3 separate regions of the Homo sapiens genome follow, and all the other regions are linked to region 2. Evidence: chromatin contacts called from ENCODE Hi-C or POLR2A ChIA-PET data. All regions are on one chromosome and are shown on one strand. Each heading gives the region's core, a stretch centred on a gene start or an enhancer-like site at or near the end of the contact. The rest is flanking DNA. Distances are from core to core; before and after follow the strand shown.

Evidence for each region. A loop is a pair of places that touch in the nucleus more often than their neighbours do. ChIA-PET counts read pairs that join two places held with the same protein, here RNA polymerase II (POLR2A). Pooled maps may share reads with other maps.
Region 1: a loop to region 2 is called in a pooled map, with 5 times the contacts of the local background. The contact joins two enhancer-like sites. A Hi-C loop is called at or near these places in 1 of 37 single-sample maps with no recorded cell type and 12 of 50 pooled maps. POLR2A ChIA-PET finds 5 or more read pairs at or near these places in 3 of 52 experiments (SK-N-SH, T-cell and activated naive CD8-positive, alpha-beta T cell).
Region 3: a loop to region 2 is called in a pooled map, with 2.9 times the contacts of the local background. The contact joins the promoter of NDNF-AS1 here to the enhancer-like site in region 2. A Hi-C loop is called at or near these places in 1 of 168 maps with a recorded cell type or tissue (CD8-positive, alpha-beta T cell) and 3 of 50 pooled maps. POLR2A ChIA-PET finds 5 or more read pairs at or near these places in 1 of 52 experiments (activated CD4-positive, alpha-beta T cell).

Annotation. Positions count from the first base shown.
Region 1 is chr4:121,254,982-121,259,325 of GRCh38, forward strand. No RefSeq gene overlaps it. Among named protein-coding and RNA genes, the nearest start is that of TNIP3, 93 kb to the left of the region's middle. Within about 2 kb of position 1,555, at least 7 of the 41 ENCODE cell types and tissues checked have a DNase peak (open chromatin) inside an H3K27ac peak, as active enhancers do.
Region 2 is chr4:121,138,244-121,142,512 of GRCh38, forward strand. It overlaps TNIP3 (TNFAIP3 interacting protein 3), which reads right to left. Exons shown (of 11, transcript NM_024873.6): 9 at 3,573-3,671; 10 at 381-441. Among named protein-coding and RNA genes, the nearest start is that of TNIP3, 24 kb to the right of the region's middle. Within about 2 kb of position 1,513, at least 3 of the 41 ENCODE cell types and tissues checked have a DNase peak (open chromatin) inside an H3K27ac peak, as active enhancers do; they include CD8-positive, alpha-beta T cell, where a contact is called at or near this core.
Region 3 is chr4:121,069,687-121,074,042 of GRCh38, forward strand. It overlaps NDNF-AS1 (NDNF antisense RNA 1), which reads left to right and starts at 1,676. Exons shown (of 3, transcript NR_187407.1): 1 at 1,676-1,894; 2 at 4,064-4,178. It overlaps NDNF (neuron derived neurotrophic factor), which reads right to left and starts at 2,849. Exons shown (of 4, transcript NM_024574.4): 1 at 2,307-2,849.

The DNA.
Region 1 (4,344 bases), core at 305-2,804, 120 kb after region 2:
ATAATTTTTGTATTTTTTGTAGAGACGGGGATTCACTATGTTTCCCAGGCTGGTTTCAAATTCCTGAGATCAAGTGATTCACCTGCCTCAGCCTCCCAAAGTGTTGCGATTATAGGTATGAACCACCATGCCTGACATGTGTTGGTTACTTCTATGGTCAACTGATGCTCCATCCAGCAGGACCTTCTGAGGAGCCTTATGTAATGAATGTCAGAATTGTCCCTCTAGAAGATCCAAGGGGGAAGCATTTCCAGCAGCCCCATCCTTCATTTGTCAAGTATGCTCTATCAGTGTTAACTCTTCAGTACTTCCAGGTTACACGTGGGTGAGCACCAAGTGGCTTCCCATGGGCTTCCCATGCCACACTATGAGGTATATGACATAGCTCAAAGCAAGACTATCAGGTCGTGCCTGTACAAACCTGGTTGAAGCCTGCTCCAAACCATAGCTACAGGGATGGAAAAGAAGTACATCTGATGTAACCATATACATCACATTTCCCATGATCTTCCTTTTCATACATGTGTACACCACTTATTATTTTCAACATAGCAATTTCCTCTTGGAGTTTTAAAAAATATTGAAATTGAGTACATTCACTATAATTAACTTCTTACTTCATGTGATAAGTCATGTTTTATTGTTAATGTGTCTATTGCTTAATTCTATATGAATTTATAGTGCTCTTGAATTAAGAAAATCATTGGCCATGTGCAGTGGCTCACGCCTGTAATCCCAGCACTTTGGGAGGCCGAGGTGGGCAGATCACCTGAAGTCAGGAGTTCGAGACCAGTCTGGCCAACATGGTGAAACCCCATCTCTACTAAAAATACAAAACTTAGCCGGGTGTGGTGGCGGGTGCCTGTAATCCCAGCTATGCAGGAGGCGGAGGCAAGTGGATCACTTGAACCCGGGAAGCAGAGGTTGCAGTGAGCCAAGATCATGCCATTGTACTCCAACCTGGGCAACAAGAGTGAAACTTCATCTTAAAAAAAAAAGAAAAAGAAAAAGAAAAGAAAATTATCTTTCCTTTCAATTTGAAATTCCTTAAATTAATCAAAGATTACATATTTTAGTTGATAGTACCAAAATTAAAAACAATTTCAAATCTCCACATTGTTAATCCACATCTCTCATGTCCCTTTAGAGTCTGTGATTAAGAGAAGCAAGAGAAATTGAGCACTTTGGGGAGCATTATGAACTAAGATGAATAACCACTTCCTTTTGCAAATTAGAAATTGCAGCTGAATTCAACTGTGAGGGATGTTGAAACATTGATATTTTTCTTTTTATTTGAATTTTATTTTAATTTTCTTTGGTTAGATGACTTCTCAAAATTGCCCTTCTGTTTCTTTAATGTTGACCTTAAATGCATGGTGGCATTATAGCTGCACCAGGGAAAAAAAGATACTACTCAAATGGGACTCCTTGACTTTGTGAATCTTTCTTTTCTGAAATTAGATGGAGAAATGTGTTGGCAGAAATGGTCTTTAAGAAAAAGGCAGTGACTCAACTTCTGAAGTGAAGCCAGGTTCTCAGGCTACAGGGTGCTGGGGTGGGCAGAGAGAAAACTCATTTCAGTAGAGTACAGGAAGTTACTTAATGCTGCTTATGAGTCAGAAGAGGGTAGAATCAGTTATGATTGAACTCTCTTTAGTTCCACCTAAATGCAGATAGTTTAACATGTGTATAAAACATATATGTGTGTATTTTTATTCATCTGTGTCCTATGTTTTGCTTTGATAGGAACCTCCCAACCCCCATCCCTTTTCTTCTGTTTGAGTCCAATAGTAATGAGTCACTGACACCTATTGCTTTGAAAGTAAGGACTTTCTAGGTCAGAGATTTTTTTTTCAAATATTACTATACATTTCCCTTTATTCAGTGCCTTTAGTGGGATCACATACAGAGGTCTGTATTTCAAAGAATTCTTGATTTGAGAAAAAAAGAGATAATCTATGTTCACAACACATCTGGTCTGTGCTAGGCACTTTATATACTGTCTATTTAATCCGTAAGCACATAGTAGTCTTCACTCTGAAAAACAAGAAAATGGATACAGGGGCTCTGTTATGTTAATGTAACCACCCAAGGTTCACCTTGCCCTCTGCCTAGACAGAGCTGATTCATCAAGACAGGGGAATTGCAATAGAGAAAGAGCAATTCATGCAGGCTGTGCAGGAGACCGGAGTTTTATTATTTCTCAAATCAGTCTCCCTGAGCATTTAGGGAGCAGCGTTTTTAAGGATAACTTGGTGGGTGGGGGAAAGCCAGTGAGCCAGGAGTGCTGATTGGTCAGATATGAAATCATAGGGAGTCAGAGCTGTCTTCTTGTGCTGAGTCAGTTCCTGGGTGGGGGCCACATGATCAGATGAGCCAATTTATTGATATGGGTGGTGCCAGCTGATCCATCAAGTGCAGGGTCTGCAAAATATCTCAAGCACTGATTTTAGGAGCAGTTTAAGGAGGGTCAGAATCTTGTAGCCTCCAGCTGCATGACTCCTAAACCATAATTTCTAATCTTGTGGCTAATGTTAGTCGTGCAAAGGCAATCTAGTCCCCAGGCAAGAAGGAGGTCTGCTTTGGGAAAGGGCTGTTACCGTCTTTGCTTAAACTATAAACTAAGTATCTGCTGGGCGCAGTGGCTCACGCCTGTAATCCCAGCACTTTGGGAGGCTGAGGAGGGCGAATCACAAGGTCAGGAGATCGAAACCATCCTGGCTAACACAGTGAGACCCCCGTCTCTACTAAAAATGCAAAAAAATTAGCCAGGCATGGTGGTGGGCAGCTGTAGTCCAAGCTACTCGGGAGGCTGAGGAAGGAGAATGGCGTGAACCCAGGAGGCGGAGCTTGCAGTGAGACGAGATCACGCCACTGCACTCCAGCCTGGGCAACAGAGCGAGACTCCATCTCAAAAAAAAAAAAAAAAAAGTAGTTTCTCCCCAAGTTTCTCCCAAAGTTAGTTCAGTCTACGCCCAGGAATGAACAAGGACAGCTTGGAGGTTAGAAGCAAGGTGGAATCAGTTATGTTAGATCTCTTTCGCTGTCTCAGTCATAATTTTGCAAAGGCAGTGTCATTAAGAGACTTCCTCAACATTCTTGGAAGTGGCAGAACTGAGACTAGAACCAAAGTCTGCCTCTTCACATAACCCTTGATTTTTCTACGCCACTATACTTCCTCTATATCTTCACAGTCCTTGCCTTTGCCAAGGTCCAATGCTGTGGCATTGGCCAGGTCACTACCTCTTGGTGTTCTTTCTTCTGAAAAATCTGGTACTTAGAATCCATGCCAGTTCAAACATTCTAAGAATCTTTAAGATACTGACCAGGTGCAGTGGCTATTTGTATTTGTATGTTATTTTATTTTTTTGTGTCGGGGCTCTCGGGGCCTGGCCACTGAAAATTAAAATTTGAATATTCATAAGCCATGCTTGATACTACCAGGACTGTTCCTTTTCAAACATTGATTATTGCCCCATTTTTCAGAGACTTGTTCCTTTGTTTGGATATTTAGAAATATTTTCCACAAGCAGAGAGGTCTTGGATAATCTGTATTCAGATGGAAATGGATTTAGGGTCTCTATCTGACAGTGGGCTTTCCTTTTCTGCTGTCAGGCCAGAATGTCTTGGGAAATTTTTAGGGAATTCTTCTAGATATAACTATTCCGCTAAAGAGAACAGAGAAGGATTTGTGGCTTCTATCCTTCTCTTTCATTGGAAGGAAAAAAGGAATTGGTAAGCAGCTGAAAAAAGCAGTATACTATCCCAATACCTGTAGTTTCATTACTGTATTTATAAATTGTTCCACCTTAACTTATAAAAGGTGCTCATGCATTCTCAATCTAGGTGACATTTCTGCTAATTTCAAGATAAGTTATTTCTGTTGGAGATGTTCTTTCATATAGCATTAAAATATAATTTTTCCAGATGCCATTACTACTTTAAAAGCACTTTAAGCTCAATTCTGTTTTCCTTCTTGGAGGAGAAAGAACCCAACTTTCAAAAGGTACCAGTGTGACAGAAATCTTGCGACGGTTGATGTGAAGAGCTTACTTCACAAAAGCAAAAGCACAAGAACTCTCTGATCAACTCCGTTCCTTTTGGTCTATTAGTCTACATTTTAAAACATACCCATTGTGAAAATTGAAGTAGAAAATGTGATCATTGCCAATTTCTCTTTGATAAGGTAGTGGAGAAATTTTAAAAAGACAAAAGGCAAAGAAATGAAAATTAATATAGGACAAAGGAATGCAAAGATTATTTCTTAAAGTTCTATTAATAATACTCCTAGCCTGTTGAGGTTGAAAGAGATAAAGTATCAGGCTTTGTATAAAATTTTGCTTT
Region 2 (4,269 bases), core at 263-2,762:
TTAAAACATCTGTCTAGCAAACTCAACCTGGAATAGTGGGTGTGCATCTGTGCTTTGTAGTACAATTGCAGAGCTTTGTTGTTGTTATAATACAGCTCTGCTTACAGTTTTCATTTCTAACCCCAGATGGAATTCTGACTCTGAGACTGAAAAAGGAACAGAAGCCAGAATTGAGGTTCATGCATTTCTGCATTCGCACATTTTCTTTGTCTTAAGGAGTTCAATTTAACCCCAGGTGCATCAAATTAAAGTTATGTATGTAACACAACTTTATAGTAAGTCCTCCCCAAGTACGAATGAATGTATGTTGAGTAAACATCCCCAAAAGATCCCATTAAGATGTAAACATGAAAGAATGCTCAATACAGCTGTGGTCTCACCATTTGCCTTGTGTTGTACATCTGGCGGAAGCTGGTCAAGAGCATACCACTGATAGTCTGGCTGTGTGGAACAATACAACATTATTATAGCAATATGGACTTCAAATATAGTGGCATGTCAAAAATACAATTAGGCTATGTGGCTTTTATTAAGCAGGCAACACAAAAGTAATTTCTATCCAAACCTATTGCCAACCTCACTCATCCTGCTTACCCCCCATCACTGCCATCATCTCTCCCTACCCCCTCTTAAATCCACTCTGTGTTTGGCCAGAATTTCTACCACTTTGAGGTTGTGACATATTTTCTTTCTTTTTTTGAAACAGATGTGTTTTGAATATCTGCAGAAGTATAAACACTTGTAAAACTTACTACAGCCCATCAATAAAACAAAGCAACTTAGCATCAACAAATACTCTTTTTGAGACCCTCACACTAGAGGCAATGAGAAGGCCAGGAAAAAAAGTTTAATACAAGTTTTCTAATGGTTTAAGGAAGAAATTTAAGCTATTAAATGGGGATTTGGCATTGACAGAAGTTCAGGATGGTGAAGCAGGGCAAATCTTTCCCTTTTTGCTGTTGTGAAGAACCGATCCAGCAGAACCTATCCTCTAAATTGCTCATATAGTTTAGTCTACAGAGACAAGATTTTTCTCTTGGGATTTTCTCCTAGGTTTACACCAGTTAAGAACAGCTAGATATTGAATGTCGAACAAATTGCATTGAATAAATAGTAAACCCATAGGCCTGAATCATCAAGATATCTCCAAGGCCAGCACCTCTGTATTTAACGCTTAGGAATGGAGCAATCTCAGCTTTACCTGCCCACAAAGCAGGTCTGTCTTTCTGCTCTGAATGCTCACCCCTGCCTCCTACTTCTCCACAAGACACAGAGAATATAGATTTTTTTGTTGTTCTGTAATTCAATTATCTCCTAAAAATAACTTGAGGAAAATTTTTCTAACATGAGCCAACAGAGAGCATTTACAAGGCTGCCAGACCACTGAAAGTAGCCCAGAAAGTTCAATTACTCAATAAGACACTGAGAAATGCTGCTTTTAGTGCAGTTTGACCCCACTGTACCCCTACTCTAGACACCTAGGCCCTTGGCTCCTCTGGCTTATGAAAAAGCTAGAAGAGGAAATGAGATCACCTCTGTTTTTTATCTTCTCGTTTATTTTTAGATGTCTCAAATAACACATAGGATAAGTGACGTGAGCCTCAGTTTTATATTCCAGGAGAGTTGCCAAGAGAAGGTAAATATCCTGTAATGTTACCAACACTATAGCATGTGACTTAATTCAGCCTTCGATATAGACAAGAAACATGAAATATTATTTTTAAATTAACTTTGAGGATTTGGTTGTAAACTCTACTGTTATGCTGAGATTTTTTTCATCTGACTACTGCTTGAAAATGTAGGCCATTCTGGCCAGGCGCAGTGGCTCATGCCTGTAATCTCAGCACTTTGGGAGGCCAAGGTGGGCGGATCATGAGGTCAGGAGTTTGAGACCAGCCTGGGCAATATGGTGAAACCCCATCTCCGCTAAAATTACAAAAATTAGCCACGTGTGGTGGTGTGTGCCTGTAGTCCCAGCCAGTCGGGAGGCTGAGGCAGGAGAATTGCCTGAACCCAGGAGGTACAGGTTGCAGTGAGCCAAGATCGCACCACTGCACTACAGCCTGGATGACAGAGCGAGATGCCTTCTCAAAAAAAAAGAAAAAAGAAAAAAAGAAAGAAAATGTAGGCCATTCTACATGGCTTGGAGTCCTTTTTCAAATATAGGCCTTTATTTGGTGACAATTTTATGTGACCTGGACTGCCTTGCCTTTTTTAATTGACATGGACTGTTTGATGAGCTATAGTAGGTGAATTCCTTCCTTCTTTCCATAAAGAAATATTTGACTGAAACAATAATTTGTACTCCTAGGTAAATGTGAATGACTGATTGGTTTTATAGTTAACCTTTCATAAGAATATTTCTCCAATCCCCCAACCTGTAGAAGCCAACTCCTATAGGTTAATTCACTCCTACAGTAAATTTCTCTTTATGTTTCTCACAATCTGAGTTGACTTCTACATTCTTGAAAAAAAAATTTAATGTTATTGGTAAAGACTGAAAAGTAAGCAAACAGGTAAAGAAAAAAAAGGAAAAGGGGGAGGGAGAGCAGACAGAACTAGCAACCCGCAATAACATGAAAAGACTCAATTCTTAGCGGTGTGCTGTGTCATACCAGGGTCAAATAAGAGATGCTCATTAAATCCTCACATTCCTTCAGCCACCCAAAGAGTCATTATCTCCTCCCTTGGGAAAAGGGTTTTGAGTCACACTCGAACAAAAGTATGAGAACTTTCAGGAAGCCAAGAGAATCATGTTCTCTGTAAGCATTCTGGTAGGAAAATCCCAGTTAAAAATCTTAGATTTTTTCATCATGAGAAACACAATTAATCAAACCTAAAGGGTAGCGGGATTTGTCTGGGTAAATCCAAAATGCAGAAAATGCATATTTTTTTCCTGGATAAATTTCTATCTATGTAGGCAAAATAAAAAGTAGAGGAGGGTAGGTGGAATACTGCTATTGAGAAGGAAAAAAAGGGTGCTTTGGGCCTCACTAATTCAGGTTGACTGTCCAAATCAATTCCCCTCACAAATAATTGCTCAACTCTGCATTTCATTTTGTCTGGGAAGACACAGCCATGGAGAACAACTTAAGTGGGTCACTTTTTCTTGGATCCTTTAAGAAAATCCTTTCAATTGGAAAATGTCAAAATCTATTTTGCACATATGTAGCAATATCCATAGTAGTTCAATATAAATTTACAACCGAACAAAAGCATCTCATTTTTCTTGTTTTGCCATATCCACTTTCCTTTATACATAAATACACTTTATACAGAAAATGTCCTTTGGGTAGAATGAAGTATGCCAATTGAAAATGTTATATGTTGTTCAAGGAATTATTCCCAATTTAATACCTTTCAGTTAATTTATTCGTATCTATGTGTCCTATGGATTCAGTGTCCCAAAGATAATTCTAGTGTACATTGACCACTCCAACTTTGCAAGTTAGAGGCTGAGAGAAAACAGAGGCTCTTGCTGTAGATAATATAATGTGCTGAAATTCCAGAGATGCACATAATTTCTACCAAAACAGTATACTAAGCACTTTTTCAAATGCACTCTTACTTACTGGGTGCTCCCGTTGCTTCTGCACAGCTCCAGGGCCTGTTGGTACCCATGGATCTTGCAGGTGGAAAACCAAGCCGCAGTTACAGGGTGGGCAATACATCTGAGGAGAACAAAACTGTGGGGTCACTACCAGTGGGAGAGACTGAGGAGTTGCAGTGACATTGCTTTATACAAAAGGTTTGGTTTCAATCTTAAGGTTCCACTTAATCTGGCATAATTATAACTCAAAATAGTAAACATGTCAATAGACTCAGGACCAATACAAACGAGGCTCACAGGTCAAGTTTTACCTAAGGTGAAACTATAATCATTTCCCCATTTTGAAGAAATTAGACACACTTGAAAAGTATATAGAGTTAACTTTATGTTTTTGAGTTATCTTTATTGAGGGCCCTCAATGAAGAAAATCTATTCATTGAGTCATAAAATAGGTTTTCTTAAATTGTAGCCAGGGAAAACTAAAATCCAGAAAGGAAATTAGGAATTAGGACAAATAATATTCATTATTTAAGGCTATTAGAGAACCCATGGGATAGAATGCTTCAGTGCTCAAGAAGGCATGTTATTTTTTCAAAAGAGGCAGTATTTGATTTAGTTTTCTACTGTTAATTGTGTCAGCAACTGCATGAAATACCAATGAAATCTATTTCCAGGTGCTTGTGGGTCTAAGGAGCACTAAGACTTGTGCTACTGGTAAC
Region 3 (4,356 bases), core at 426-2,925, 68 kb before region 2:
ATTCACTGAAGTGATGAACTGTGCAGAGAAGGACCTTGTAATTTCTTTCTCTAAAGGAAGAAGTAAAGGAATTTTTAGAGAAATCTGAAATAGTACTAATTTATCTAACTCCTAGGCCCCTCATTCCCAGTTGTCCCTCTCTCCCCTCCAAGAGTTTAAACTCATAAGAGTCACTTCTGAGGAATAAATGATGGGGTATTTTAATATAATCCTGAATATAGGTTTAGATTGAAAATGGGAATTGGGACCATAATTAATTATGTTGCCAAGTTTTTTAAACTTTAAGAAGACAGATGGAGGCAAATGACATTTTATAAGAGTGCAACCTTCTAAAAGATCATAGATTAAAACTGTGGTAAAACGACAGTATCTTTTTTGACATTTGATTAATCCCATATGCAGAATGACTGAAGAATTAATACGGTTTTGGTGTTTTCACTTTCTGAAACCACTGTAATAAGAGACTGACATAAACTCAAACCCCAGTATAAACACAGTCTGAGCGAAGGTTGCGGCCTTATTATCACTCTTAACAAACAATAATGAATAATCATACCGATCGCCCTCACTACACTCTGCTTTATATACATATTCCCTCTCGGATCCATCCATCACTTCTTTCAAGATAATAAAACAATTCAATCCCATCAAATCCCCTGCAACCGCTCCCTTGGGAGGGATGTTTTATCTCTACTTCTCCGAACCCAGGGAGGATTTTACTTGTTTGAAGGGGGCGGAGAATGGAGCGGAGTCCTATTTATTTCCATTGATGACTCCCCTGGTTCTCACAGGCGCTCAGGGACCGGGTGGGAGGAGGAGAGGAGGAGGTGCGGAGATTCCCTCCGTCAGAAAAGAAAAAGGGTTCAGGAAGCGAGGCAGCAGGAGGAGGGGTGGAGGGGGGAAAGAGAGGGTAGTGTGTTTGGGGAAAGCAGCAACTAAATGAAAAAATAAACTCTTCTTTGTGATTTAGCGGGATCGACAGATGAGAAGCAAATTTATCAACCCAACAAAGTTGCTAAAAAGAACTCTGTAAATAAATTTAAAGAAAAGAAGGAAAAAACATAACAACAACAACAAAACCCAGACATACACTCAGGTTCATTTCCCGCTCAAGGTCTTGGTTTTAGGGAGCCACCCGTACCCAAGAGCAAGAAATGGACAGCGCCCCGAAGGGGGCCAGGAGGGGAACCGCAACTTGGCCGGAGGGACAGCTCAGAGACAGCGTAGAGGTGCCCGCGGCAAACTCCGAGGAGCTGATGCGGGGCGGGTCCGGGGAACTGCCGGGAGCTCTCACGCCTGGGCCTGGGATAGGGTGCGGGCAGAAAGGTGAACCGAGAGCGCACAATGCAACGAAACCGCACTCCAAATTCAGCAGTTTGCAAAGTGCCTCCAAGAAAACAGCTGGGACCTGCAATCACTCGTTCGGACTCCTAGGTTATCGGGGCCGCGGCGACTCCGCTCAGTTAGAAAGGTAGCGCGGGTGAGAGCGAACCCCAACTCACGCACAGACAGGACGAGGGCACGAAGCCGAGTCTCCTGGCTGGGGCCGTAGGGGGCGTCACCTCGGTGGCCGCTCTGCTCTCCGGAAGAAAGTATGAGCCGGTCCCAGGCCACCTCGCTCAGCCCAAGGAAGTTTCTATAACGATGCTCGCCTACCACGCAGAGGACAAATGAGGAGCCAGAGCGGTTGGGGGTCGGGCCAACCGAACTCCCGGCCCCGGCTGCGCAGCTCCCAGACGCCCACCAAGAACTCGTGCGCTGCCTGGACCTCTAGCTTTTCGCCCTACACGCAGACGCCCTCTGCAAAACCCCAGTCCCGCAGACTTTCCCTAGCGGCGGGCGGAGGGCATGAACCTGGAAAGGGAGGCAACAGCCCTCTTGGCAGGCGGGCAAAGTAAGTGTCCAGGCTAAGTCCGGGATAAAGGCTCCGCGGCTCCCCAGACCCCACTGCACCCCGAGCTCCCGGGTCCCAGGTCTTCCCCGCCCTTGCGCTGTCTGTCCACCTCCTCACATCTCTCCGGGCCGCCCAGCTTCGAAAGCAGCTAAATTAAAAACAAACAAACAAACAAACAACAACAACAATAAAAAAAAAAAAACGAGGGAAACCTGCTCCTGCCCCTCATGCCCTCAGCTCCTACGGATAGGGCGCCCTTGAGAAGCTTCTTGGGCCTTGAAGATTTGGGGGCGCGTGCCTCGAGCCCCCATCTCGGATGACCCTTCGGGCGTGAACGCTCCTTGTGCTAGGTCTCAGGGTGGCGGGCTAAGGCGTCGGGTCTCTGGGGCATTGCTTTCCTCTCCCCACTTACCTTAAAAAGATCTGTTTTTCGTAGGGAAAATAGAAAAAAATCCCTCCCCGTGGTGTGGTGTGCGAAATAGTCCACGTCCCCGGACCCTGCCAAGATGCTAAGCACCAATATCCAGGAACGAGAAGCCTGGAGGGCGGGGACGGAGGCAGATAAAAGAGAAAAATTCAATCCGCTGAAGTGTCCCAACTTTGCGGTCGGCACAGCAAACTTCAAAGGCGGGCGAGGGCGGGCGGCGCGCGGTCGCCGAAGTTGCTGCGAAGTGGAGTAGGGAGCCGCGCGGGGCTGGGGAATCCCGGGGCAGCGCCGAGAAGCGGCGGGAGGTCCTTTTAAACTGCAGGGAGCGTGCGGGGGCTGGGCGGCGGGAGGATGCCGCAGCGACCCGCGGGGCTGGCGCGGGCTTCGCCGGCCGCCGCTAGTCGCACAGGCGCCTGGCTGGAGCGCCGCGCGGGGTGCTGGGAGAGCCGGGCGCACGGGGCGGCAGCGGCCGTGGCGGGTGCGCTGCTCAGTTAGCTCCACTCTCTCGCGGCTGGAAGTGGGGAGTGTGTGTTCGCTCCCGAGTGTCACTGCTGAAGCCCGGAGTCTCTTCCCCTCCCAGCCCTAACCCCTCCCGCCTCACCGCTGCCCGCCCGCCCCCTCCCTCCTCTGCCCGTTGCCTCCCCCTCCGTCCCTCCTTCTCTCCCTCCCGCTGCGCGCCAGCGCGCACGCACACACACACACACACACACACACTCATACACATACACACACTCACACACAGACACCCTCTCCCTCCTTTTCTCTCTCCCTGTAGCCCTCCCTCCCTCTCTTTCTCTCACACACACACCACCCTGCTCAGCGACCCAGCGCTCCCCAAACAGGACCCTCGCGGGCGGCATCGCGAGGGACACGCTGCTGTCCTAACCTTAGCGCCACTCGGGGAGAATGAAGGAGGCCCACCGAGCCCCCGACAAAGCTGCAAAACCCAGGAGACGCGCACGCGGGACCATCACACTGTCAAGCAGACCGGGGTGCACAATAGAGGGAAACTCTGGGGTTGATCTGGGGGCAGGGAGGGGGACGTGTTAAATCCAGAAGGTTGGTGGTTGGAGGCGGAAAGCAGAGTGTGCAAACTGTGCATTCATGTCCCACTTTTCACCCGAACGCCTGCCTATCACAGCCTTCACTCAGGGAGCGCTTCCCCCTCGGCGCAGACCGAGCCTCCTCCGATTTGAAACTCAGCAGCTGTTTTAACAATTGAAAAAGCGGCCCTACAGGACCAGTGAAACGGAGCAGAGTGTGTGAAGCCATTAAGGCTGACTAGGTAATTATGATAAAAAGTTACCTAATTAGCAACCTGGCCTGGGCTTAGGAAAACCAAGAAAAAAAAAGTACCGAATGATTTGGTGATCTCATTTTTGCAACTGAGAACCTGATTTCCAGCAAACCTGGTTTTATATAAGTTCTAATAATATATAATTATTTATTAAGATATAGTGTCAGTATTGAAAACACTAGTTCTGTTATTGCCACAATGAAATTAAGGTAGGTAGGATGAAAATCAGCCTTATCCCGGTCATATTAAGAACTATGATCTTTTTTGCTAAACAGTTGGTCACAGAGGGTGGACCAATGCAGCTCCTAAAGTTTTGTGGTTCCTAGATGAAAACACTGCAGGAAATGGATTTATAAAACCGTTTACACGACATAAAATAGTTTTGTAAAATTTTTAAACACTGAAAAGGACATTTCAGATCACTGTGCAAGCATATTTTTTGCAGATGAGACAATGAGGTGAGAAAAGTCCTCATTGTATCTCCACTTAGGAGATACGATCTAGAGCAGATCCCTGGGTCATTCATTAACAAAGCTTACGAAGTCCCTGCTGTGTACCAGGTATGTCTTATGTGCTGAGATTTAGAGGTGATGGTGCTGCCTTTAAGGAACTCACCGCCTGGTGAGGAGACAGAGGCATAAATGAAAATGTGATTAGCACTATAATAAGTGCAGGTACCTGGTCCTGTGGAAGCATGGAAAAGGAAACAGCTAACTCCCCTTCAGAAGCTTCTCTTGG